3 separate regions of the Mus musculus genome follow, and all the other regions are linked to region 1. A link is a loop called in an ENCODE intact Hi-C map of the cell type or tissue named here. Cell type or tissue: heart. All regions are shown on one strand. Region 1 holds the start of Ivd (isovaleryl coenzyme A dehydrogenase). Region 2 has its middle 15 kb from the start of Gm39914. Region 3 holds the start of Chst14 (carbohydrate sulfotransferase 14).

What was found. A loop is a pair of places that touch in the nucleus more often than their neighbours do. Peaks named below come from ENCODE experiments on the same cell type or tissue, not always from the same donor. Only the 100,000 strongest peaks of a DNase experiment are listed, where the experiment ranks them.
Region 2: it touches region 1 in a loop (11-fold over the local background); 1 of 42 quality-filtered maps calls a loop at or near these places.
Region 3: a loop joins it to region 1, with 4 times the contacts of the local background. A loop is called at or near these places in 1 of 42 quality-filtered maps.

The regions. Positions count from the first base shown.
Region 1 is chr2:118,857,851-118,865,850 of GRCm38, reverse strand. It overlaps Ivd (isovaleryl coenzyme A dehydrogenase), which reads right to left and starts at 3,857. Exons shown (of 12, transcript NM_019826.4): 1 at 3,684-3,857. The coding sequence starts at 3,830. It overlaps Gm39913 (a long non-coding RNA gene), which reads left to right and starts at 3,997. Exons shown (of 2, transcript XR_866660.2): 1 at 3,997-4,852. In heart, no CTCF peak of the experiment used is centred here; a DNase peak (open chromatin) is centred at 3,920; H3K4me3 peaks cover 1,376 bases; H3K27ac peaks cover 1,450 bases.
Region 2 is chr2:118,969,238-118,977,237 of GRCm38, reverse strand. No RefSeq gene overlaps it. Among named protein-coding and RNA genes, the nearest start is that of Gm39914, 15 kb to the left of the region's middle. In heart, CTCF peaks have their summits at 776 and 4,382 (motif pointing right); DNase peaks (open chromatin) are centred at 767 and 4,347; H3K4me3 peaks cover 2,413 bases; H3K27ac peaks cover 1,664 bases; H3K27me3 peaks cover 2,598 bases.
Region 3 is chr2:118,922,743-118,930,742 of GRCm38, reverse strand. Bahd1 (bromo adjacent homology domain containing 1) reads right to left here. Exons shown (of 7, transcript NM_001045523.1): 7 at 6,219-8,000. It overlaps Chst14 (carbohydrate sulfotransferase 14), which reads right to left and starts at 4,246. Exons shown (of 1, transcript NM_028117.3): 1 at 2,158-4,246. The coding sequence starts at 4,091. The coding sequence ends at 2,961. In heart, no CTCF peak of the experiment used is centred here; DNase peaks (open chromatin) are centred at 3,212, 4,232 and 7,688; H3K4me3 peaks cover 2,130 bases; H3K27ac peaks cover 2,534 bases.

The sequences.
Region 1 (8,000 bases):
TCAACGCTCGCCTCATAAGCCTGCCGACCTCAGTTTAGTTCTCCTTGAACCCAGGTAAAGGTGGAAGGAGGAAACATACTCTACAAAGTTGTTCTCTGACCTCCACATAGACACACAGATTCATACATCAATAATAGAGTTCAAAAAAATAATCTGTTAAAAAAAGAATGCTATAAAAGCTAGTTATAGTAGCACACAGGCAGGTGGATTCTGAGTCCAGCCAGATCTACATAGTGAGATACTGTCTCAGAGGTAGAGAGAGACAGACAGAGACAGAAGCAGAGAGAGACAAGAGAGAGCACATTATTGGAGGGAAATACTCAAAGCCCATGGAAAAGTGCGTATGCAGCCTAACACCATGTACAACGAATGTATACAAATGGTGTGTGTTTCAGGGAGGGTATATCATAAAACTAGATCTAGGGGTTCACTATGTAATCCCAGCATTCAAGAAGCTGGGCAGGAAGATTGCTGAAACTTCAAGGACAGCCTGGCCACCCAGCAACATCCAGTCTCAAAACAAAGAACTGTATAAATACCTACTATAAATGAAGGCAATCTTCTTTAAAGTATTCAGGCTTAAAAGCATTGAAAAGACATTGATTTAGAAGGGAAAGTAAGAGGGTGGACGAAGGGTTCAGTGGGTAGGAGCATGTGCTAGCTAGTTTTATAGTGATTTGATACAAGCTAGGGCCATGGGAGAGGAAGCATCAATTGAGAATACGCCTCCATAAGAGCCAGCTGTAACTTGGATTTTTCTTTTTTAAAGATTTATTTATTATATATGAGTACACTGTAGCTGTCTTTAGACACACCAGAAGAGGGCATCAGATCTCATTACAGATGGTTGTGAGCCACCATGTGGTTGCTGGGATTTGAACTCAGGACCTCTGGAAGAGCAGTCAGTGCTCTTAACCTCTGAGCCATCTCTCCAGCTCCGGATTTTTCTTAATAAGTGACTTAATTAGGGCACTTTCTTTTTAAATATTTATTTATTTATTTTATGTATATGAGTACACTGTAGCTGTCTTCAGACACACCAGAAGAGGGCATCAGTTCCCATTATAGATGGTTGTGAGCCACCATGTGGCTGCTGGGAATTGAACTCATGACCTCTGAAAGAGCAACCAGTGCTCTTAGCAGCTGAGCTGTCTCTACAGCCTCTAGGGCACTTTCTTAATTAGTGATGGATGGGGGAGGGTATAGCCCATTGGTGGTTGTGGGCGGTATCCATGGCCTGGTGGTTCTGGCTTTTGTGAGAAAACAGGCTGAACAAGCCATGAGGAGCAAGCCAGTAAGCAGTAGTACCCTTCCATGGCCTCTGCATCAGCTCCTGCCTACAGGTTCCTGCGCTGTTTCAATTCCTGTCCTGACTTCTTACAGTGATGGACTAAGATGCGGAGCTGCAAGTCAAACAAATTCTTCCCTCCTCCCGTTGCTTTTGGTCATGGTGTTTTGTCAGTGCAATTATAATTCTAGCTAGGACAGAAATTGGTACCAGGATAGTGTGTGTGATAGACCTGAGCATGTTGTTTTGGGGAGGATTGTGGAAGGACTCTGGAACTTTGAACTAGAAGTCATTACGTTTTCAAAGCTTAGTGAGCTATTCTGTGGGACATAAAATTGTTGAGAGAAATGCAGAGGATGGAGGCCTGGCTTGTGAAGTTCTGGAAGGAAGTTTGAGAGTCACTCGAAGACTCTACTGGGGTCATTTCATATTTGGAGTTAAGAATTTATGGTCCTGATTAGCTAGTGCTGAAAAGTCAGTTCTGATTAACAAAAGACCAGAACCACTAAAGTGAAACCTTTGCTTTGACAGCAAAACTGGAGCTTTGAAATTGATGCTGGAGCTGAGAAATGAGTGTTGTTTGGGAAGAGACCAGCATCCCTGAGGTGAAATCTTCTGGGAGGTGTTTCCTCAGTTAGCACTCAGAAGCTGTGCTACAGAGATAGCTAAGGCTGCACTGTGCTGACAGCGGAACTTGATCAAGCATAAGTCTTCCAGGTGCTGCTGGTTTTAAAGGTACGAATGGGTCATAGAGAGTAGCTGAGACTTGACATTGTCAGAAGCCAAGAGAGGCAGGCTCTTGGTAAAGGGTCATGGATTACATTTAATGCCCCAGGATTAAAGGGGCCATGCAGAAAAGCAGAAGTTTGGCACCATGAGGAGATCCCAGAAGAGGCTACTAATAGAAGTCCAGCTCAGCTGCAGCAGAGACCCAGCATTTTGGAGATAACCAGTACCACGGGAGGGCCACCAAGAACAGCAGCAGCAGGAGGTGGTGCTTACCAGAGCTTAGAAGACAAGCTGTGTGGGCTGTAGAGGGCAGAGCTGGAGAAGTGACTCAAGCCCCTTAGAGGAGCCCAGAAGGTCATGATTAACCCTAGATATTGGACATTGAGTTATTTACTCTGATGGAGTGTGGGTTTGATTTGATTGTAACTGTACCCTGGTTCTTCACTTTTCTTTCTTTCTTAGAATTCCAGAAGGTGCCTAGGGGCTCCACTCCCTTCCTCCACTAAGGTTATTCATAGCAATACTTGCCCTTGGTATAGCATCTGACTCAGACACACTGTGTGTGAAACCATCACTCCTCAGCAATCTCTTAGGCAATCTACAGCAGTTGCTTCATATACATACATATCTAGATATCTAGATAGATATCTAGATAGATATCTAGATATCTAGATAGATAGATAGATAGATAGATAGATAGATAGATAGATAGATAGATAGATAGATAGGCAGGACCCAAGGCATCCCTGGAAATTATTCATTGGCTTCGATTAGGGAAGAGAGTTAAACCTAGCAATAAGAGTAGGTTAACCAAGCTCTTTGTTTGTTTGTTTTTTCCAGACAGGGTTTCTCTGTGTATCCCTGGCTGTCCTGGAACTCACTCTGTAGACCAGGCTGGCCTCGAACTCAGAAATCCACCTGCCTCTGTCTCCCGAGTGCTGGTATTAAAGGTGTGCGCCACCACTGCCCAGCAACCAAGCTCTTTTTTTTTTTTTCAGCTTTGTGCATTATGCCTTGAAGAGGGGAAGAAAACAAACTTAAGATGGCATTTCAGAATTCTTTAAAGTCTTCCATTGAAAAAGCAAATTGCCCTGGTAGCTATGGGTCATGCGTAACTTCAACCATAAGTTGAGAACCATTGCTTACAAGCCAGGTATGGTGGCCCATGCCTTTAATCCCATCACTCTTGAGGCAAAAGCAAGAGTTCACTAGTAGAGTTCAAGTACTAGTTTAATGCCTTCCAGGCCACCCAAAGCTATACATACTGAGACCCCAAGGAAGGGGAGAATGGGAGAGCGAGAGGGAGAAGGAGAGCGAGAGTGAGCGAGAGAGAGAGAGAGAGAGAGAGAGAGAGAGAGAGAGAGAGAGAGAGAGAGAACAGGTTGGGGTGTAAGTGTTTTCAGATTCATGAGAGCCACTAGAAGTAGGGCCAACCAATCTGCCCACCCAAACACCACCAGTCTTCCAGGTTTGGTCCTTACTCTTTTATCTCCTCCTAGCTGGAGTTCAAAGCCAGGAATCCCCCTGTCTTGCTGTCTCCCTCAAATATTAGTAGGGAGAGGGCGCGCAGTTCCTCTCCCTAGCTTCTACGAAACGCTTCCAAGGCCTGGCAGGCACAAGTCACTTGGGTAAGACCTGGGACATGTCCTGGGGCCGGCCTTCCTACCTGCTTCTGCTCCTCGTTTAGCCCGTTGATATCATCGTCCACAGGCAATATCGAGTGGGCCCGCCGCGGGACAGCGAGGGGCGACGGTGATGGCCGCAGTCTCCAACTGGAAACTCGCCGTCCCAGCAGCCGGATTGCAGTCGCCATCTCTGCGGTGCACCAGGAGCTTGGACTGGTTTAGCTTACGCTCCACCAATCCTAGTTTCAACACTTTGTCCAATCAGGGAGGGGGTGGGGCTTCAGTAGCCAATCGTTCTCGGAAGCCAGCCGAAGGCCTTGCTGCCCTTGCAACCATGCAAGCCAATCAGCCGAGAGGCGGCAGCCAGCCCTGGCTCCTGTGCTGGCTACCTCCCGTACTTGTTTCCTAAGTGTCTTTCTTGCATACAAGAAAGTATAGTAGTATCTCGTGTTAAGATTTTAATCTTGAACGGCACAAGACTATCTTTGTGGGAAAGCAAGTACTCCAACGCAGATGCCTAATGTGGAGGGATAAACTGTCCAAACAGATCTGGAGGTGTGAAGGTCTGTTAAAGAATCTTTTGTTCTAGAGTCCCCACTGACTGAAAACAGCAAAATTTGCTTTGTTATGTAATAGGTTTTGGTTCCTCCTTAAGCGAAAGAGGTTGCCCAGGATTCTCTGCCCTCGGATTCTGTAAGAACGTTTTCTTATTGGGGTGACAGGGCAGGAAGAGAAGAATGGTGTTTGGGGTTCCCTGAAAAAAATCACTTGAGTGAAGATTCTGCAAACTAATTAGAACTTTGTGATTGTGGGTGTTGGGCTGTTGCAGATTCACAGCCAAAATTATATTTGAGTATCTTTAGTTCCTTTAAGTAGCCGTTTATCTCCAACCCACCTAACTGACCCAGTATTCTTGACCATCAGGTAGGAAATTTTATTTTAAATTAGTTCACTAATCAGAGACAGGATCTCTATGTAGCCCTGGCTGTCCTGGAACTTTTTGACTTTGAACTCAAAAGAGATCTGCCTGCCTCTCTCTTACGAGTGCTTCCACTACAAGTGGATAACACCCACCTGGAATTTATTCATTTAGCAGACTACTAACTTGTACAAACCAAGAACATCTTGTATGTCATCTAAGTATGTCATCAGATAATATCAGAGATTTCCCTGGAGTAACTCACCGACCAGTGTTGGCACAAGGTCTTTGGTAAGTACAGTCTTTGGTTTTGTGGCTAAGAACATATCCTGTAGCTATTCCACACTGGAGTACGTCATTAAGGGCAACCCGAATTTTGCTCATGTCATGGTTATTCGTATTGGCTTAAAATAAACTTAGTGCCTTTGAGGGGAGATCTGTCTTTTGTGTCCAGAAGAAGAAAGACTGACAGGAGCCAGGCTCTTATCTCTTAATCCCCTTTCCACTTCTGTCCAGGAAGGGGGCTTTGAACACATTGCTTGGATCCTTGCTGTGTCTTTTATCACCTGAAAATGAGAACAGTGTTCCCCACTACAATGTCATCATGAGGCATATTCACTGGGCAGGGGGTACAGTGCGATGTAAGGCATCCACTTGAGTACCCAAGGCTTTGGTTCAACCCCAGCAATCAAAATTATAATAAAAATGATTGCATACTTAATTATATGGCATAGCACTCAGAGCCACATGCTCATTTTTAGTTGTCCCTACCACATCTGACTTTTCCTACCTGGTCTCACATTCTAATTTAGCCCCTCCCACAACTGGAAAGAGCTGCATTCTGAGCCCTCCCTAAAGATAGGTCAAAAACCAATCACAGAGCAGCTTCTACACCTATAATCTCAGCCTTTGGAAAACCGAGGCAGGAGGATTGGAGTTCAAAGCCAGCCTGGGCTACAAGAGACCAGTAAAAGCATAAAAATGAAAACACACAAAATCACATTCCTCTTATTTCTACTCTGGTTGAAGTGACTTCTTTAGATATTTTGAGATTGTCCTAGATCTCTTGAGAGACAAGAGAATGGGTGTAATGAAGGGTTTTACAGCTAAGGCTGCTCTGTCTCTCCTCAGCCTCCCCTCTACAGAATGAGGGAACCTTGAGTCTTCGTTACTGACCTCCGTGTGGGATGTGAAGCGTTGCTTTATAGGAAATATGGGCCAGAAGCTCAAAGAGCAATGAAAATACTTGTAATAGAGGAGGCTCTACCACCTCACCCCTATTTTAACAGCTTCTACACCAGTCTGTTGAGAATTTTATTTAAAAATATTGACAATACATTCGAATGCTAAAACAAACAAACAAAAAAACCCGAAAACCTTTAGCATCCCATCTTTTCCTGTTCCTTTTCTCTCTGGAAGTAACATTCGTATTCCTTTCTTTGGGTTATTATTATGGTTTCTGTGAGTGCAGCTCCTGTAGACTGTGTGACACTGTGCACAAGGAAGTTAGAGGGAAGCACTATGGAGTGGACTCTTTCCTGCTGATGAGAACAGAGGTTTTTTTTTTTTTTTTTTTTTTTTTTTTTTTTTTTTTGGTTTTTTCGAGACAGGGTTTCTCTGTGTAGCCCTGGCTGTCCTGGACCTCACTCTGTAGACCAGGCTGGCCTCGAACTCAGAAATCCGCCTGCCTCTGCCTCCCGAGTGCTGGGATTAAAGGCGTGCGCCACCACGCCCGGCACCTTAGGGGCCCCAAACAGCTTCCCAGACATCCTTGGGTCTCCTGCCGGGAATGAGAGAAGGGAGAGCTGGGTTCTTGTCTCCTCTTGACTGAGCACCCTGCCTGGAAGCTGCAGGTGAGGGTAGGGACTAAAGCCTCATGCTCCCTCTGGTGAGCCGCTTTGGGACTGGACCGTCTTACTTTCACAGCATAAATAGCTATTTGCCAATTTCAGCTCATCTCCCAAATGTTTTTAGGGTTCTGTCTTTAGAAGGACATAACCCAGAGCTTTCTGGCCAAGAGGATAAGATTCTGATGTGTTCACATTTTAATTTCAAGGATCAGAGGGTAGAGGGAGGAGAGAAAGCAAGTTAATTAGCAGTCACAGGTAAAACTAAACTACTCACGTTGAAACTTTGAAAGCTACCAGAGCTGATTGATTGGTGGGGCCTCTGCAACCTGCTAACCTATAAACCAGAGCGAATGTAGAAACAAGAGCTCAGCCTGTGAGGCTGAGGAGACAGATGGCTCAGCAATCAGTGCTGGCTGACCTCCCTACAGGACCTGAGTGCCACTCCTAGGACCGAAATGGCAGCTCACAGCTGCCTGTGACTCCTATTCCAGGGGCTCCTAGGCCTCTGGCCTCTGGCATTTTACATCTCTGCACTCATGTGCACATACCAGGCATAGGCACACACACACACATGCCCACAATTATAAATAATAAAAGTTTTTTAAAAAAGAAAGAAAGAAAGAAGGAAAGAAAAGAAAGAAAGAAGGAAAGAGAGAGAGAAAGAAAGAAGAGTTCTGCTTGTGGACTGTACTCTTCCCTGGATCTGCATTTTCCTTCTCTACCCTCTATCCTGTAGCTGAAGTGGGTTACTTTGCTTTTTTTATATAAGGCTTAGAAAAGCATGCTCTTGCCGGGAGTGGTGGCGCACGCCTTTAATCCTAGCACTCGGGAGGCAGAGGCAGGCGGATTTCTGAGTTGGAGGCCAGCCTGGTCTACAGAGTGAGTTCCAGGACAGCCAGGGCTATACAGAGAAACCCTGTTTCGAAAAACCAAAAAAGAAAAGAAAAGAAAAGAAAAGAAAAGAGAAGAGAAGAGAAGAGAAGAGAAGAGAAGAGAAAAGAAAAGAAAAGAAAAGAAAAGAAAAGAAAAGAAAAGAAAAGAAAAGAAAAGAAAAGCATGCTCTTAGTGCTTAGACATTGTCAAGTATTGCCCAGCTTTGCTGCTGCTGCTGGCTGGAGAACCCTCGGAGACAGAGGTCAGACAGAGACCTCATCCTAGAGTTTCAGGGCTCTCTTTTGTTTTTAACTCCTAGGAGGAACGGAGATTTTCAAAAGAGACACTTGTACCCTTGCTTTTGGTTGCCAGATTATTGAAAGAAAGGACGTGGAGAAATTGGAATCCCCCACCCCCACACACACACCCGAGGAATCTCATGCTTGGAGAAGGGAAAACTGGGCCCTGGTGACAGAAAGTGGGGAAGCCTGTCTTCCACAGGGAGATCTCTCATGGGTCTAAAAAAACGGTCTGACGGCATTGCCAGAGAAACTGGATCTGACAGTGCTGATGGGCGTGAATCCATGACCACACCTTGGCCAGGACTAGTGTGAGGGGTAACTCTTGCCTCTACTTAAACCTAAGCCTCACGCCAGGACCCCCAAAAGGACCCTCAGGGAGGGTGTTATGATTTCTCTTCTGTTGCTGTGATAAAA
Region 2 (8,000 bases), 110 kb before region 1:
ATTGCCAGGGGTCAGTATTGAGGCTGATGGAGGGTCTGGGGAAGAGTGGGACACGGGAGGAAGACAATGGCGACAGGAAGAGGAGGAGAAGGGAGAGGAGAAGAAGCAGCTAGAATCAGGAAGCTGGGTGGTGTATGCCTGTAATCCCTGAGTTCCGGTGGAAGCTTTAGGATCCAGAGTTTGAGACTCTATCTCAAAATAAACAGAGGATCAGATCAATTATAGGTATGAAAATGTCAGCTCTGTGTAGATAAATACAAAGCATTTGGGCGATGTCACAGTTTGTCATGTTTGTCCTCAAAACATAAGTTCGGGGAGCAGGCGAGGTTGTTAGCGCAGTGGTCAAAAATTCCTCTATCGCTGCACCACATACCAGAGCGAGCCTGCTTTCCTACCCTCCTGTGCCAAGACTGGCGGCCTCCAAAGAGCCACCCGAAAATTCGATCTAAAACGCTGTTCTAATGAGGCTGATCTCAGGCTCGCGCATGGCTGGCGCAGTGCAGACCGGGGGGGCTGCACAGCCGCGGCCTGCACTGTATCAGCACCGGGTTCACCCAGCGCTCCGTCTCCGCCTCGCCGGCGGCGGTGCTGGCACCGGCATCGGCTGCCCCAAGTTCACGCTTGCGCGACCCGCACGTTCCCTCGGTCCCAGCCCCAGGGAGCCGCACGGCAGCAGGACTAAGACCTTGATCCTGACCCGGCCGGGGATGCGTGGCCGGGCGCTCCGCGGCTCGCGAGGGCTGGGAACTGCAGCAAGTGCCGGAGTCACGAGCAGGGGGCGCTCAAGGGATGCCCCGAGTCAATACCGGGTGGGGCGGAAAGAGAAGGTCCTGTCACTCGCTGAACCATGGGCCCACTAGGGTAGCTCCCTAGAGGCTCGGTGTGGGCGAGAAGCCACCGGAGGGAGTGATGAGGTCCCCGAGGGGCGGAACAGCTACTCGCTGCTCGCTGGGCGCCTTCCACCGGCGTGAAGCTAAGTGGAGAGCGGCAGAGAATAATTTGCGTCCAAACGAGGGAGATTTTCCGGTCTGTAGGGAGGAAGAATTGGAACACATTATAACCGCACCCCCACCACACAAACGCCCACCAGAAGATGCAAAACCCCGTTGTCGTTATACAAACACGTGTGCCGGGGAGCCCACTATAACCACATCCCCACCACACAAGAGCCAAGACCCTTTTGTCGTTACACAAACACTTGTGCAGGGGCCAAGCAGATTCCTTTGCCAGAACACGTAGACACGAAGCGCCACCTAAAAAATCTGTCACTCATTAAACACAAAACCCGAATCTAGGACTGTGCCAGACACATTCAGGATAAGGCAGTCATGGGTGTTGTTTGCAACCTGACTTTCCTGACTGTACCCTTCAAGGCAGGGCTTGGTAACTCTCCCACTCCTCCCTAGAAATCCACTTACACAGCGCTTTCGTAGAGCACGTGGATTTTATTGAAGGCTTCTAGAGGAAAGCAAAGAAAGGACATGTACGCATAGGGCAGGGGGCACAGCCCTTCATTCGTCCAGAAAGTTCTTTCTTTTTGCCTGTTTGGCTGTTTCTTACGGCCCCTTTATTTGAGCAGCGTCTGAATCATGCCTACTTGAACCGCACCCCCACGCCCTTCCAAGAGACTTTGCCACATCTTCACCCGTTTGTGCAGAGAGGAGGGGGGGGGCTTGCATCTCCTAAATTGCTCACTGGCACGCACACTTGCTTACTCCAGGCAACCTGCTCAGCATTCCCTGCAGTTAGTCAACAACACCCCACCTCCACCGTCTTTCTCTTTCTTTCTGTAGGAGGAGATGGCTAGGCATCCTCGAGTGCATGCGCAGGCCAGAAGCCAATGCAGGTGTCTTCCTTTATCGCTCTCCATCTTGATTTTTTTTTCAATTTGCAATTCTTTGCAAACAATTTTATTTGTTTGCGTTTCCACGTGTCTGTACAGATTCACACCTGTAGGAGCCAGAGGACAACTTGTGGGAGTCATTCTCTCCTGACATGTAGGTCCTGTGCATCAAACTTGAGTTCTCAGGCTGGTGGCAATAACCTATGCCCATTGAGACATCTCATCAGCCTTGCCTTATTTTCTGAGATGGGGGGTCTCTTCCTGAACCTGGATCTTACCATTTTAACTAGACTGGTTGGCCAGTCAATCCGGGGAATCCACTCATGGCTGGGATTACAAGTACCATCAGCGAGTACTGCAGATATGAACTCTGGTCCTCACACTGACCCAGCAAATCCTTTTTACCCTCTGAGCTTTCTCCTCAGCTTCAGTGCCCCACCCCATCCCAAACCCCTGTCCCCTGACTCACACATGCCTTTTCCTATCCAACTAGCTTAGAAAGCCCTATGAGGTCATTCCTGCTTTGCAGCTAAGGCTGAAGAGGTTAAGTGACATCCACAGTCTCAGGTGTAATAAGTGACAGAGCTAGCCTGCCACTCAGGCATTCAGAATGGACGTCCCCTTTCCACGAGGCACACGGCATCTAGGAAAGGGCCAGATTGAAAAGCCACAGCTAGTGCAATGTCCTGGGTGCATCAGGGAGCAGCGATCGCTGAATGTGTGGTTTCCACATCAGAAGAATGTGCACTGTCCCTTGCTAAATTCTGTGACTCTCTGGCATTTGGACTAGAAGCAATGTTTCACAGATGCAGAGTTCTATCAGGGCAGGCATAATATCAAGCTTCAGAGATGGAAATAAGAGAATTGTGAACTGGAGGCCAACCTAGGCTACACGGTGAGACCCTGTCTAAAAACTAAAAACCACCAACAACATAGTAAGTAGTTATAGCAGAAAGATATATTGAATAACTTATGCACATTTGTATCCCTTCTTGATCACATGTAAATGTAAGGATGTGGCCCCATTTAACCCTCTCAACCCCACTTTTGGTTAAGACGGCAGTAGGCTGATTCCTCCTTTCGTACTGTGAGTTTTTCTCACAGACACTTCTGACATGTAGCACTTTAAACTATAGGTCTTTCTCACAGTCTCTAGGATTTGGGGCTAGCTATGAATATTAGATATAAGTGCTGCATAAATACTGCATGCATATACGTAGGATTTGTATGGTGGCATTTAGGTCCACACGTTCTTTCTTCTTACAGTTTTGTGTGTGGGCTTATGTGTGCACATGTGGAGACCAGAGGGCAACCTCGGCTATCCTCCTTAGCATTTTAAGACAGGGTCTCTTGCTGTCTGAGTAGGCTAGGCTGGACAGCCAGTGAACCCCAGGGGTTCCCTGCCTCTGTGTCCCCAGCAGTGAGATTACAAGCGCTCATCTTAAAGCTGGAGTTCTGGAGACTGAATGTGGGCTTTCAGGGCAAGTGCTTTACTGACTGAGCCATCTCTCCCCAGCTCTCCAAACCTCTTGCGTAGCTTATTTCATAATTAAAACCACTTATAAGCTGGGTACAGCTATTTTTCAAAAATATTTTTATTGTCCTTCTATTTTCTCAGCACTGGGGAGGTAGACACAGGAACTATTCAAGGACAGCCTAGGCTACATGGCAAGACCTTGTCCCAAAACAAAGATATTTTAAAATTGATGTAAAAGTTTAATGTTCATGCTTTGAAATGTATAAATCTTCACGTACTGTTTACTAACAAGTATATGAACTCACACAGACATTAACCACAGTCAGTCAAGATTCACAACATCTCCATTGCTCCAGAGGTTGCTTTCTGTCCATACTACTCAAAGAGCCCAGCACTCTGATATATAATATCATAGATTACTGCTGAGTGGCAGTCAGGTCCACGGTGTGGTGTGCCCTTCCTTATGCGTTGATAGACATTTGGCTACTGTCATACTGCTCTGAACATGGGTGTAGATCTTAATTTCGTCTGAATAAATACTTAGGAGTTTTGCTAGGCATAGAGTAAGCACATATTGAATTTTATAAGATACCATCAGATTAAAAAAAAGAGTTGTAATTTTAGTATTACTAGAAAAAAAGAAAAGAAAAACTGAATCCTGGACAGGTTAAATTACTTATCTAAGAATAACTTGCACAAGCATAGCGTTTTAGAGTTTCTCTAGTTAAGACTATTGTTTTAAAAAAGGAAGCCGAGAAAAGACAGTGGGGTGGTAGGAAGAGACAAAAACCGAGGGAAGCCACCTTTGAACTCTGTCCTGGGCGAGGTGATCTCCCCCACCCCCCACGTGCAGTCAGTGGTCGACTGTCCAGGCTGAGCCCTGGGGTTCAGCCACTCCTTGTCATCTTCTCGGTGTCCTGGGCCGGCCACTGCCTGCAGCCCACACTGTCAGCCCGGAAGCGGCGAGCAGGCACGCGCAGCAGCCAGCAGCCCTTTAAAGCCGGGACTCCGGGGCGCATGAGGCTGGAACATTTTCCAGCGCAGTTCTCTATCGGTCCTGCAGGGGGAGCCACGTCCGCCGCCAGAGGCCGGTCACCCGCGGCTTTGCATCTCTGAGCGAGCGGAGGCCCGGAGCCCACCCTGGCTTTTGGCGGGAGTATTTCAGAAGCCTGCGCGCAGCCTCCCATCCCAGCAGTCATCCCAGCGTGCGGCCAACTATTCTTTTTCGCTTTTGTCCTCTGAGTGCTTTATTTATTTATTTATTTATTTATTTATTTATTTATTTATTTATTTATTATTTTAAAGGACGCGAATCACATTTGTATGGTAAAATCAAACATCTCGGCTGAACTGTCCTTCGGCTGAAAAAGTACTGACTTTCAGATTCTAATAGAGTTGTCAACACTGAAACAGAAGTGGAGGAAAAAAGATTTTTAAATTTTGGTATTTTACCCAGATAGCCATTTGAACCAGAAAATGCCATGCTATACACAATGGGTAACTGACTGAGTAGAAAGCAAACACATTTTCATCAATAAAATGGAAACAGCCCCCACCCTTTAATCTAAAGATTCGCTCTTAGAAGGTCCAGTTTCGCTTGTCCTTTGCTCTAAATTTCGGTTTACTTGAAAGGAAGAAGTGGAAATCTTATGTGGCTGTTCTGAAAGGAAACAAACACCCACGAGGCCCCTTCATCGTAGCAGCTGTCCTCAGGTAAGTGGGAGCTGGTGATTTCATTGGGGAAACAGGACTGAGGGGTAGGAAGCAGGTGAGTGAGCCCTCCAAAATTCAATGTCACAAAATACATAATGCCACTACTGGTAACTGCACATTTCCCTAAGACTGTCATCATTCCTATCAGAGCTAATTTAACAGTTCTAGAAGGGACGTGCGGCTGTAATCCTAGCACTCAGGAGGCTGAGGCAGGAGAATATTCAGCGCAAGCTGATTTGGAATTTATTAGGTAGCTGAGATTGGCTCTCATCTTTCCATCTTCACTGGCTGAATACTGGGATTATAGGTGTGTACTACACATACGTGTAAATTGGTGAATTTTTTCCTGTTTTTTGTGTGTTTGTTTGTTTGTTTGTTTGTTTTCACTTTTGCTTTTGTTTTTCACCAGTTTCTCTGTGTAGTCCTGGCTGTCCTCTGGAACTCACTCTGTAGACCCCGCTGACCTTGAACTCAGAGATCCACCTGCGTCTGCCTCGCAAGTGCTGCGAGGATTAAACGCATGTGCCACCCTGCCTGGTTTTTATGTGTCTGTGTATTCTGACTCCCTGTATGTGTATGTACTGCATGAGCGTCTGGTGCTCGAGGAAGCCAGAGGAGGGGGATGAGTGCCTTGGAACTGGAGTTACAGATGGTTGTGAGCCACCGGACACAAGTGCTGAGAACCAAACCCTAAGGCCTCTACACGACCAGCAATGCTCTTAACCACCTTGTCATCTTTCTAGTCCTGACTGACTGGCTGGATCTTTAATTTTTTTTTTTTTTAAGTACACTGGGGATCAAATCTAGGGCTCTGTGCTTGTCTCCCACCACAGAGCTACATCCTCTGCCCAAATTTTAATTTCGGTTATCTATTTTGTTTTTTTTTTTCTTTGAGTAGCCCTGCATGTCCTGGGACATGCTCTGTAGACCAGTCTGGCCTTGAGCTCACAGAATCCTTCTGCCTCTACCTCCTGAGTGTTGGGATTAAAAGCCTGCCGCCACTACGCTTATTGTCCCTTTTCAAACAGACAATACATAACAACGTTCAAACAAACAAACAAACAAACAAAACAAAACAACCTTGAAACAGCAGGAAATATCAGCAACGTTTTCAACAAACCGCCCTTTCTAAAGCAACTCTCAGAACTGGGTGCCCACCCGCTCTCCTCCACGGCAAGTAAAGGGTCCACGGCCCAGTTTCTTCATGTGTGAACTTCTTTTTTGGCTAAATAGAATGTAGCATTATGTATACTGTCCATCTTGATTTTTCTCCATATTTATTTTGAGACAGGGTCTCTCTTATAGCCCCTGCTTGCCTGGAACTTCCTGTGTAGACTGTCCTGTGACTCACAGAGATTCGCCAAGCCCCTGCTCTCCCCAGCTCTAGGACGGAAGCCATAGAACATCGCCCAAGCCTCACTTCACAGAGAGCCACCCTACGTCACTTTTTAAAAATGATACGAGAGTATTCCCTTGCATTAATAAAGCACACATTAACTATCCAGGCTCTCATCTATGGACATTCAGGTTTTGCCCAGTGATTTTGCTATTACAAACGAATCGCAATGCCCACTTTGCACGTCATTTTGCACTTGCATTTTAAGGTAAGTTCCTAGGGCTGTAGTTTGTAGAGTAGCAAGCTGGGCACGCACACTTTTGAGTGATCCTCTCAAATCCTTCCCTGCAGGGGCTGTCCCACAGTGTTCCTCCCTTCCTCATCTGCTTGCCCAAGGAGTGTTATCAGAGGTTTAGCTTCTTGGCATATTCTTAGTTAAAGCATTTCTGGTTACTTTTATCTTAAAAAAATATGAGACTGAACACTTCTGTCTGCATTTAACACTCACTGCATTTCTATGTATGCTTATTTTTTTATTGTTAGCAGATTTGAACTATGGCTTTGCTTAGTCCTACGACATTTCATAGGTGGATTTGTTTTTTATGTTACAAGTTGCAAATATTTTTTCAAAAATTTGCATTGCTTCTCCCTTCATGCACACATATGGGGGTGGGGAGGGTGTCTTGTGGCTGTGAGTTTAGCACCATTTTGTGCTCCCGATGGGCCACACGCAAGCACGCACACACCCACTCAAGAGCTATCTGGATCTCAATGAAAGACAGACAGACACACAGACACACACGCATGCATGCGGGTGTGCACACACACACCAGTTAATTTTAAGTATGCTTTGACTAGCTCAAAGGCTGGAGACTGGCTAGCACACATTTCCCTTCTGTAATCCTGGTTTAACACCCTCTAATTCTATATTTTATCTTTGTTGCCCTGGTTCCTTCTGGGCGGCTCCCTAGTCTTTGACACTTCTGGGCGGTCCTTCTCGGGGCCGCATTCCTTCTCACCTGCATTTCAGATGATTTTCCTTCTGCAGCTCTAAATCTGATCTGTCTCCGAATTGTCGCGATTCTCACTTCCTCTCTCCTTCTAGTTTCTAGCTCATGCAAATCCAAAGGTCATACCTCAGTCTACCTGCTCTGCCACTAGCCATTGGCTTTTTGTTGATTGATCAAAAACCATTTGGGGACAAGGACCTTCAGTGTTTGAACACACAGATCCCTGATTTTGGGGGCCAGATTAACTCAAAGCATTAGAACCAATCCCCAACTGGGTTTTCAGAAGCTTGAGTGGCCTTGAACTCCCATTCTCTTGCTTGTCTCCTAAGGGCTGGGATTACAGGCATGTGCCACCATACCCACCTATATTGCCTTTGTGGGGTAGGGGGCAGGGTTTTTCTATGTAGCCCTCTGCAGGCCAGGCTGGCCTCAAACTCAGAGTCGCTCCTGTCTTTGCTTCCTGAGAGCTGAGATTAAAGCCGTGTACCTCCATTGCCCTGAATATTGCCTTTTGACTTGGTTGATTTATGGTTATTCTTGTCTTGTAAGGGCATTTTTCTTTTCTTTGTGTGTGAGGGTTGGGGGCAGGGAGAGTATACATATTAGTGTGTGCATTCTTAT
Region 3 (8,000 bases), 65 kb before region 1:
ACAACGCTAATCCCTTCCCTCTGTTGTCCTAGGGAGAGCTACTTTAAAGGGGCCCTTGTTCTCCTGAGGGCCAGCCTAGAGCAGAGGGTTCAACGCTGAGTGGGAATCACAGCGGACCCAGGGAAAGGTAGGAATTCTCAGAAGACGGAGCTTTGGAGTCCAGTCCTGAGAGGTCCCTTCTCCTGGTGATCCAGAGCCCGCAGCACCCCCACTCTGGGCTGGACATGGAGGGAAAGTCAGTTCCCACTAGAATCAGCTGGGCCCCACAATCCTCTGTCGTTTCCTGTGGACCTTTTTCAAAAGTTCATTTCCTGGAAAGAAAACTTAAGCAAAACAGGCCCAGCAGTGCCTTTGCCTTGTTGCTCTCTATGCTCGCCCCTTCATTTCCCCTACCTCATAGCTGTCCACCTCTGGCCAGCAGGATGCTCTGTGGCCCAGCACCCCTTTTCTGCCAGGTGGACATGAACCAAAGCGCTAATCAAGGACCTCTTTTCTTTTGCTCCTCCCCTTTCCCCTTTGGAGCAGTGTTCTGGGCCAACCAGTTAGGCTGGGTTCAATGCTTTCCAAATCAAAGAGTGGAGAAATTTTGCAAAAGGCCTCAGCCCACAAGGCCCTTCAGTAAGTCCTGCTTTCTCATCCTTGTTTCTGTCTACTCCCACTTTCCACAAACCTTCTCGATCCCCAGTGTGATCAGCTGGTCCACTGTCTGTGTGTCTGTCCTTTTCTTTTTCCCTCCTACTTGAGAGGCATGTACGTCTGGGGTGGACTCTTTGGATGGCTACTCACCCTCTCTGCGCTGATTGCCACCTCTGAAAGCCAGGATGCCACATTGGGGAACTGAACTCCTCAGTTAAGTGGAACGGAGCACAGCCAACAGCTGGGCCTCACGTTCTCGGGGCTTCCTAGGTTGCCTCTGCACTAGTGGCACCTTCGAGGGCACCAATGGCTGATACAGGTTTGGAATTGCTGTAAGCCCCTAGGTAACAAACAAAGAGCAAGGGGTGGGCTAAGAATGGAGGACTCCTGAAGTCCTTGAGGCTCACGGGACATGTTGACAGTCTCTTTTTGTAATTCTCAATTCTCCCCCTTGCTCACAAAGCAATCCCTTTTTTGTTGTTGTTTGAAAATATTGGCCTGGGGTGGGGGGTGGGGGGGGCTGGTGTTCTCCTCGATTAAGCTGGCACAATGGTAGGCACCTATACTTCCAGAGGCTAAGGCAGTTGGATTGTACGTTTAAGTCTAGCCTACATATAGTAAGACCTCCCCACCACATCTCAGAAAATACAGTGAGGCCACCTTACCTTTAAAAGAAATGAGTCAGGCATGGTGGCTATTGCCCTTAATCTCAGCTCTCGGGAGACAGAGGTAGGTGGATCTATGAGTTTGAGGCCAGCCTGGTGTACATATCATGTTCTAAGGTAGTGAAGGCTACACAGAGTCAGGACTCTGTCTCAAAAACTAAACCAAACCAACCAACCCCCCCCTCCAAAACAAAACAAAACAAAACCAAGAAAAAATCAGCCTGTTCCTGCCTAATCTAAGACACGGCCGAGCTCATGCCGCCTCTCCATCCCCTTGAGCACTACTCTTCTTTTAATCATGTGTAAATGTGCACATCTGTGTGAGTGTATACCACATGTGTATGGGTACCCACAGAGGTCAGAGCCACGAGATTCCCTGGAGCTAGAGTTACAGGCAGCTGTGAGCCACTTGAAGTGGGGGGAATTGAACTCAGGTCCTTCTGAACTTAACAGTAAGCCACCTCTCCAGCCCTCATTCCCTTTAAGGACTAATCCACGTAGGTGTGCTATGTACCTGATGCCACATTGTGTATCCCTCTGGTCTGGAACTCCCTGTATATACCAGGCTGGCCTCAAACGCACAGAGACTGTCTTGGATTAAAGGTGTGTACACTCTCTTCCCCTGGCTGGTGCCATTCTTGACAGGCCTTGCCTTTTAAATGGCATCTTAGAAACTGAGTCTGTGAGCATATTAGAATTCCCAGAGGACTTCATGGTGTGACAGGGGCCACTGGACCTGTTTAAGCAGGTTTAGTTACATTGTCTTGTTGCAAGCTTTCTCTTTTCACCTGGGAAAACGAGCATCTAGGAGTCTCCCAGCACCAGTGGGAACTGTGGGGAATTACAGAGTTGCTCATTTTGTATATGAAAAAGCTTTATTAAAAGTTAGCCCTTACAAGGATCCTATTAAAATATACACATTTTAAATAAATGCATTAGACAAGTGACAGCCAGATATATGGGCTGTACAGTCTCACATAGTCTCCAAAGGTTTGTAGGGAAGGGAGGCTTATTGAAGATGCTCCAGGAGCCCTAGGAAGAGGTCAGGCACAGGCGTCTTTGGATGCTTGAGGGGCTGGGCTTTAGAGCTTCGAGGTAAGGGCCCCACTTCCGTTTCTCTTTCCTTAGAAAAATGATTCAGACCTAGCAAGAGGAGGAAATGTAAAAGTCTGGAGTAGAATTGCACACATTTCATTTCTAAGGCACCACAGCTCACTCCAGTCCTGAGGTCCATGGGATGGGTGAATAGGGGGTCACAGCCATTGGTCCTAGGCATGATCATGTGCTTGGCTAGTGTCATATTTGGGATTTGGCCACAGGTTAAATTACAACAGACCAGGTGGACTGCATAGACCCAGCAGCCAGGGGGCTGAAGTCAGTCTTTCGATCAAACATATGGCTTTAATAACCACTGGTGCCCTGCAGACACGGATACCACAGGCCCCTAAGAGAGGCAGTTCACCAGTGAAAGCAGCAGGCCTCCTTTCTAGCTCTGTCCTCTGAGCCACTGTGGACAAGGACCTCCAAGGACAGTCCTTACCACTGAGATATGGAGACACCTAGAGAAACCAGGAAGCCACCCAGAGCCAGGAGTTTCTCTGAAAGACATCCCAAAGCTGATATCATTAAACCCAAACTCCAAAAGGTGCTGGCCTACTGTCATTGGTGACAGGCTTCCTTGGTGACATTGGGCAGTGGGTAAGCAAAGAGGGAGAAGTCCAGGATATACTTAGGTAGCACATCTTGAAGCAGGGCCCGTGGAACATTGCACAAGTGGTAATGCAGACTTTCTGGGCTGGCTGGCCGGTACCAGGCCTGGCGAGCTGGGAACCGGACATGGGGTGGGGCCCGCACCCACTCCAGCACCTGGTTGGCATCAGCCTCCAGCCTCTCATAGGAACCCACGAAGTCGTAGTGCACAGCACATGGTTGGCACAGGTGGTACACAGGCATCCAATGCTCATTCATATGTTCAGGATCCTCATCCACCAGGTATCTCAGGAACTCTGGGAAGGTGACATCGTCCCCTGCAGGGCTGGGGCCAGCTCCAGCCCTGTAGCGCCTGACAATTTCGGCCCCATATCGCTGCTGGTACTCTCGGATCTCTCCAAACTTGTTACGGTAAGCAGACAGGAGGCGTTCCAAGGGGTCTCGCACAAACAGGAACTTGAAGTAGTGCTGCAGACGGTAGCGAATCTCCTCAGGCCGCAGGTCTGCCAGAAACACCAAGTCACTGCGGTGGTCCATCTTGAGGCGGACATCCACGTTGTTCAGGATGCCAGCCAGCACCTTCAGCACACGTTTCCAGTTAGAGCAGGCCACTTTGGGGACATAGCAGTAGAGGAAGCGGTAGCGGTCACTTACGAGAATGTGGCGCAGCAGGGTGCGCCGCTGTCCCACCGGCAAGTCCCAGGGGTCCCGGGGCATGCCTGGTTGTCCGCACACGGCCCTCAAGGTCCGGTTTCGGATGTCCTCCCTCACTTGCAAGTCCGAGTCCCCAGCATCCAAGGATAGGCCTCTAGGCTTAGGATCTGTCCCGCTCCAGGCCGCGCCTTTGTGGCTGGGAGGGTGCAGGGGAAGGGGTTTCATCTCCGATAGGATGCCTCGCTCGATCATGAGCAGCAGTCCGCTGGAGGCCACGATTACAGCGAACATCAGCATGGACGGCAGCAGCAGGGGCGGCCCCCCGAGCCCAGCCCGGGCCCGGCCCAATGGGGCCCGCCTTGGCGTGCGGCCCAGGGTCTCCGCGCTTTTCGGGGCAGCCAGTGGGGTCAGAGGGCGGGGAAACATGGTGCTGCGGCCAGACCTCGCCGACCTCGAGGCTGCAGGGGAGGTGACTGCAGCAGGGGCTGGAGGTCTCGGGAGGGGAGGGATAGTGGGTGGCCAGCTCCCGGGGTGCAGGCAGGGACCAGGGCCGGATGTCCCGCCCGGCCGCTCTTCTCTCCCCGCCCCTCCCTGATACAGGCGCGAGGGCGGGCCCACGTTGTGGGGCGGGGAGAGGGGCGGGTGCCCGAGTCCTAGGAGCTAGTTGCGGGAGGCCGCAGGCGGACCCTAGCCCGGGAGAGAACTCATGAGCCTGGGCCACTCCAGACAAAATGAGACCTGGAAAGCAGGAGCTACTGAGATCCCGTGTCTCTTTAACACGTGTCCTCTTGGTGCTCCATTTAAGATTTGCACCCTCCATCCTGCTTTAAACTGCTCTGGAACCGCTGTCCCTCCAGCTGTGACCTGAATGCAGGACAACCCACCACTCAGTCGGTCTAGACATAAAGGAGATCTGTCCTGACCGGAAGCATGGTCCTTAGCCGCTTGTACCAGTCCCAGCCCAGGGCAGGGCCACTCTGTCAAGCTCTGGCTAATGTCTCCATGGTGACATTTTGCTTTAGTAATTCCTAGGGACTAGTGCTTATCTACTGAGCAATGCTGATCTGTCTGTAAAAGGAATCTCCCCTGCCAAGTCTGAAGCAGTAGGCTAACTGGGACACTCTGGTCGGAGGCTATGGACAAGTACCTCGGGACCACGTATGGCCAATATATACTTCAGGACAACCTACAAGTACAACGCAGCAACCACAGAAAGGCCTCTTTGCTTGGAGCCAAGATGTACCCAGTGGCAACAGATTGGTCAGAGTACTTTGAACAGCAGCATACAACTAGTCCCTAAGCACTACAGCTTGACTTCGTGTGGGGCCCCAACAAGGCTTAAGACAACAGAACTGGGGAACAAATCACGTTTTTTTGTTGTTGTTGTTGTTGTTTGTTTTTAACTATTTCCTATAGTCATCAGCCACTTGACAGTAGATTCTGTGGCTGTTCACATTGTATGGACTCTGGGGTAGCTGTGACTGAAGGTTTTGTTGTTGTTGTTGTTTAGGTATGGGTTTCACTGGCTAGCCAAGGCTGACTTTCAGACCCAATTCCTAGTCATGACAGCACATTAGATGGGAGGACGAAGAATTGACTTTGGTACAGGTTATGCCCAGAGGATGATGAAAGGACTGGGTGGGAATGGTGAGACTATGAAGCTGATTAGGCAGATGAGGGGGTCTGAGGGATAAAGTGACGTGTGTGTGTGTGTGTGTGTGTGTGTGTGTGTTGTTGTTGTTCAGAGAGCCACACAGAAAACATGGGGTAAATGTCTGAACTGGGAGGTTCAGTGGCTTTAAAGTTGGATGCTGGGTGCATCTCAGGCCACTTCTGACCCTTCACTACACTGCTGTCCCTTTCTAGGCAGTGTATAGATTTCTGGTGGTGGGATTGCCTGCTCCATTTGTCTGTAAAGTGACACCTCTTAGAACTCTCGTGGGCAGCACACTGATGGCTGTCCATACCATGGGATAGCCTACCCATGTCATGGGGATGAAAGCTCTGATCTCATCACCACTTTTCTTCCACCATAGATTTGGACTTAGCTAGCAGGTGGGGGGGACCTCAGCATCCCAGAATGAGAGGGCTCTAAAGAGGTCAATGTTAGTCCACCAGTCAAATCCTGAAACTGATGCAGTCCTATCCCACACCACAAACGGAGTGCCAGCTACAAGAAACTAAGAAGTTTCTACCCAGCCCCAAGGTTACGATAGAGTTGTCTTCATGCATCTAGATTAACTGCCTTCCACTTAGCACACTGGCCAAGCTAGTGCTGGCAACCCAAGAATTTCACAAACCCAGAAGGCAGCTGTGGCTACCTTGATGTTAACTTCAAGCTCCCATTTCCTGTCTCTTTTCACTTGCTTTTTTTCTGGCTTTGCACCTTCATCAGCCTTAATAAGCACTTCTGCTGCAAGGAGTAATTAACCAGGACTCCTGACACAAGACCAGTGAGCCCCTCCATATTTACACACTAAAATCCAAACCAAATCCCCAAAATAGAAGCACAAAGCCAAACTCAAAACAAAACACACAGAAAATAACTCTTTTCTAAATCAATACAATTTCTCAAATTTATTTATTTTTCTTAAAGAAGTACTTCTAATCTCTGTCAAAAGGGAGGTTAGGAAAGGTACCCCCTCCCTTGTAAACACTGAAATACAGATCTGGGAAACCAGGATCGACACACACAAAAAGTGCATTTTACAAAATATCAACTAAAATATATTTTACATGGATTATACTTCCATTGAAATTCTACCAGCTGCATTTTCATGTTCGAAAAAATATTTCCACATCTAAAGAGATTCCAAAAGCATTTAACATCTGGGCAGCAGCCCCCCTGCCTCCTAGGAGGGCCTGATCTCCTCTCCTGTGGGTGAGGCTGGGCTCCTTGGTAGCACCCTAGAACGAGCAGGCTCCAAAGGGGTCCATCTCCACTCTTGACAACTTGTTTCTTATGCCTTGCTCTTTCAAACTGATGACTTCCTCCAAAGAGCTTATTCCATGTGAAGTCTTCCCTTTGGGTTTGGGATAGGGCTTCCAAAACAACAACAAAAAATTAACCTGTGAAGCCTTCAGGCCTACCCAGCCCAATTACCCATCAGGAACAGTTTATCTTCCACGGATCAGGGCCTGGACCTGGGGTTGCCGGGTCTTTGCCTTCAGGGTTCACTTCCACCTCCCAATGCAGCCTGTGTCAGACTATCCTCACCCCAGTGCCGTGTCCCCAGACTGCTGGACCCGTGTCTCCCCTCTCTAGGGAGGACCTAGTGCCATCTTCCACAGTGTATACCCCCCTCCCCCGAACATGCCTGGATGGCAAGTGGCCAGCGCTGGGCCCCAGGCACACCACACTTCCCTGCACTGCACCCTCCCTGAGCCCATGCTCCTCTTTGGTACAAACAAGGTACAAGTGACCAGGCTTCAGCCCCTCAGCCCAGGCCAGCAGGGGACTGAGCCTTCTGATCAATCACTGGTGGGGAGCGTGAGGCTAGAACAATCTCTGGGCAACAGGAATGAACTGAAAATGCAGGGCCGAGCCCCCAGAGGAAGTGGCTGCAGCTCAGGTCGGTGGACTGATACAGTGTTGATTCTCACTGGGATGGAAATTAGTGCAATCTACGAAAGACTAGGGTAAGGGGTGGCAGGGCAAGAGGAGCCACAACTCTCCTTTGGTTTGATTTCAGGTGGGTGTGGCTTGAAGAGTCACGTGTGAAGTTCTGCAAGAGGTTTCCCAGAACCTCCAAGAATAAGGCAAGAGGAAAAATCTTCAGCGAATCAGGTAGCAATTTTCCTTGTCCCCTGCCCCCACCCTCTCTCCCAGACATGATAAACTCCATGTTGACCAGTATTCTGGGAAGCCAGACCTGCTGGGTGACCCTTAATGGCAAGCTGACATGAGGCTGACACCCATGGGTGGGCAGGGTCAACTTGTGCCAGCACCAGTGGCTACTGCAGCGGTAAAGGAAGAAAGCCAGGGATAAGCCTCGAGTCCAGGAAGAGGAAGTCAAAGCTCGGCTCTCTTATTCACCGGAACAAGCCAGAGCTGTGCTAGAATCTGCAGAGCCTGGTCCCAGGCTGACAGGGAAGCAGCGGGTCACAGTGGGTGAGGTAAAGCTGGCTCCTGCTCCCCTTGGAAGGCCTTGGGGAGGCTAGAAAAGGGCCTGGTAGGCCTGGTTCTGGAAGGACCTTACCCCTTCTACTTGTCCCTGCCCTTCCTTGGCCAGGTCCCTCAGGCCTGGCCCAACCTCAGGGAAGACGGAATCTTCAGGAGTCTCCACCCTGGGGTGCAGAGATGGGCACCCCAGGCCAAGCTGAGGGTCTAGATAC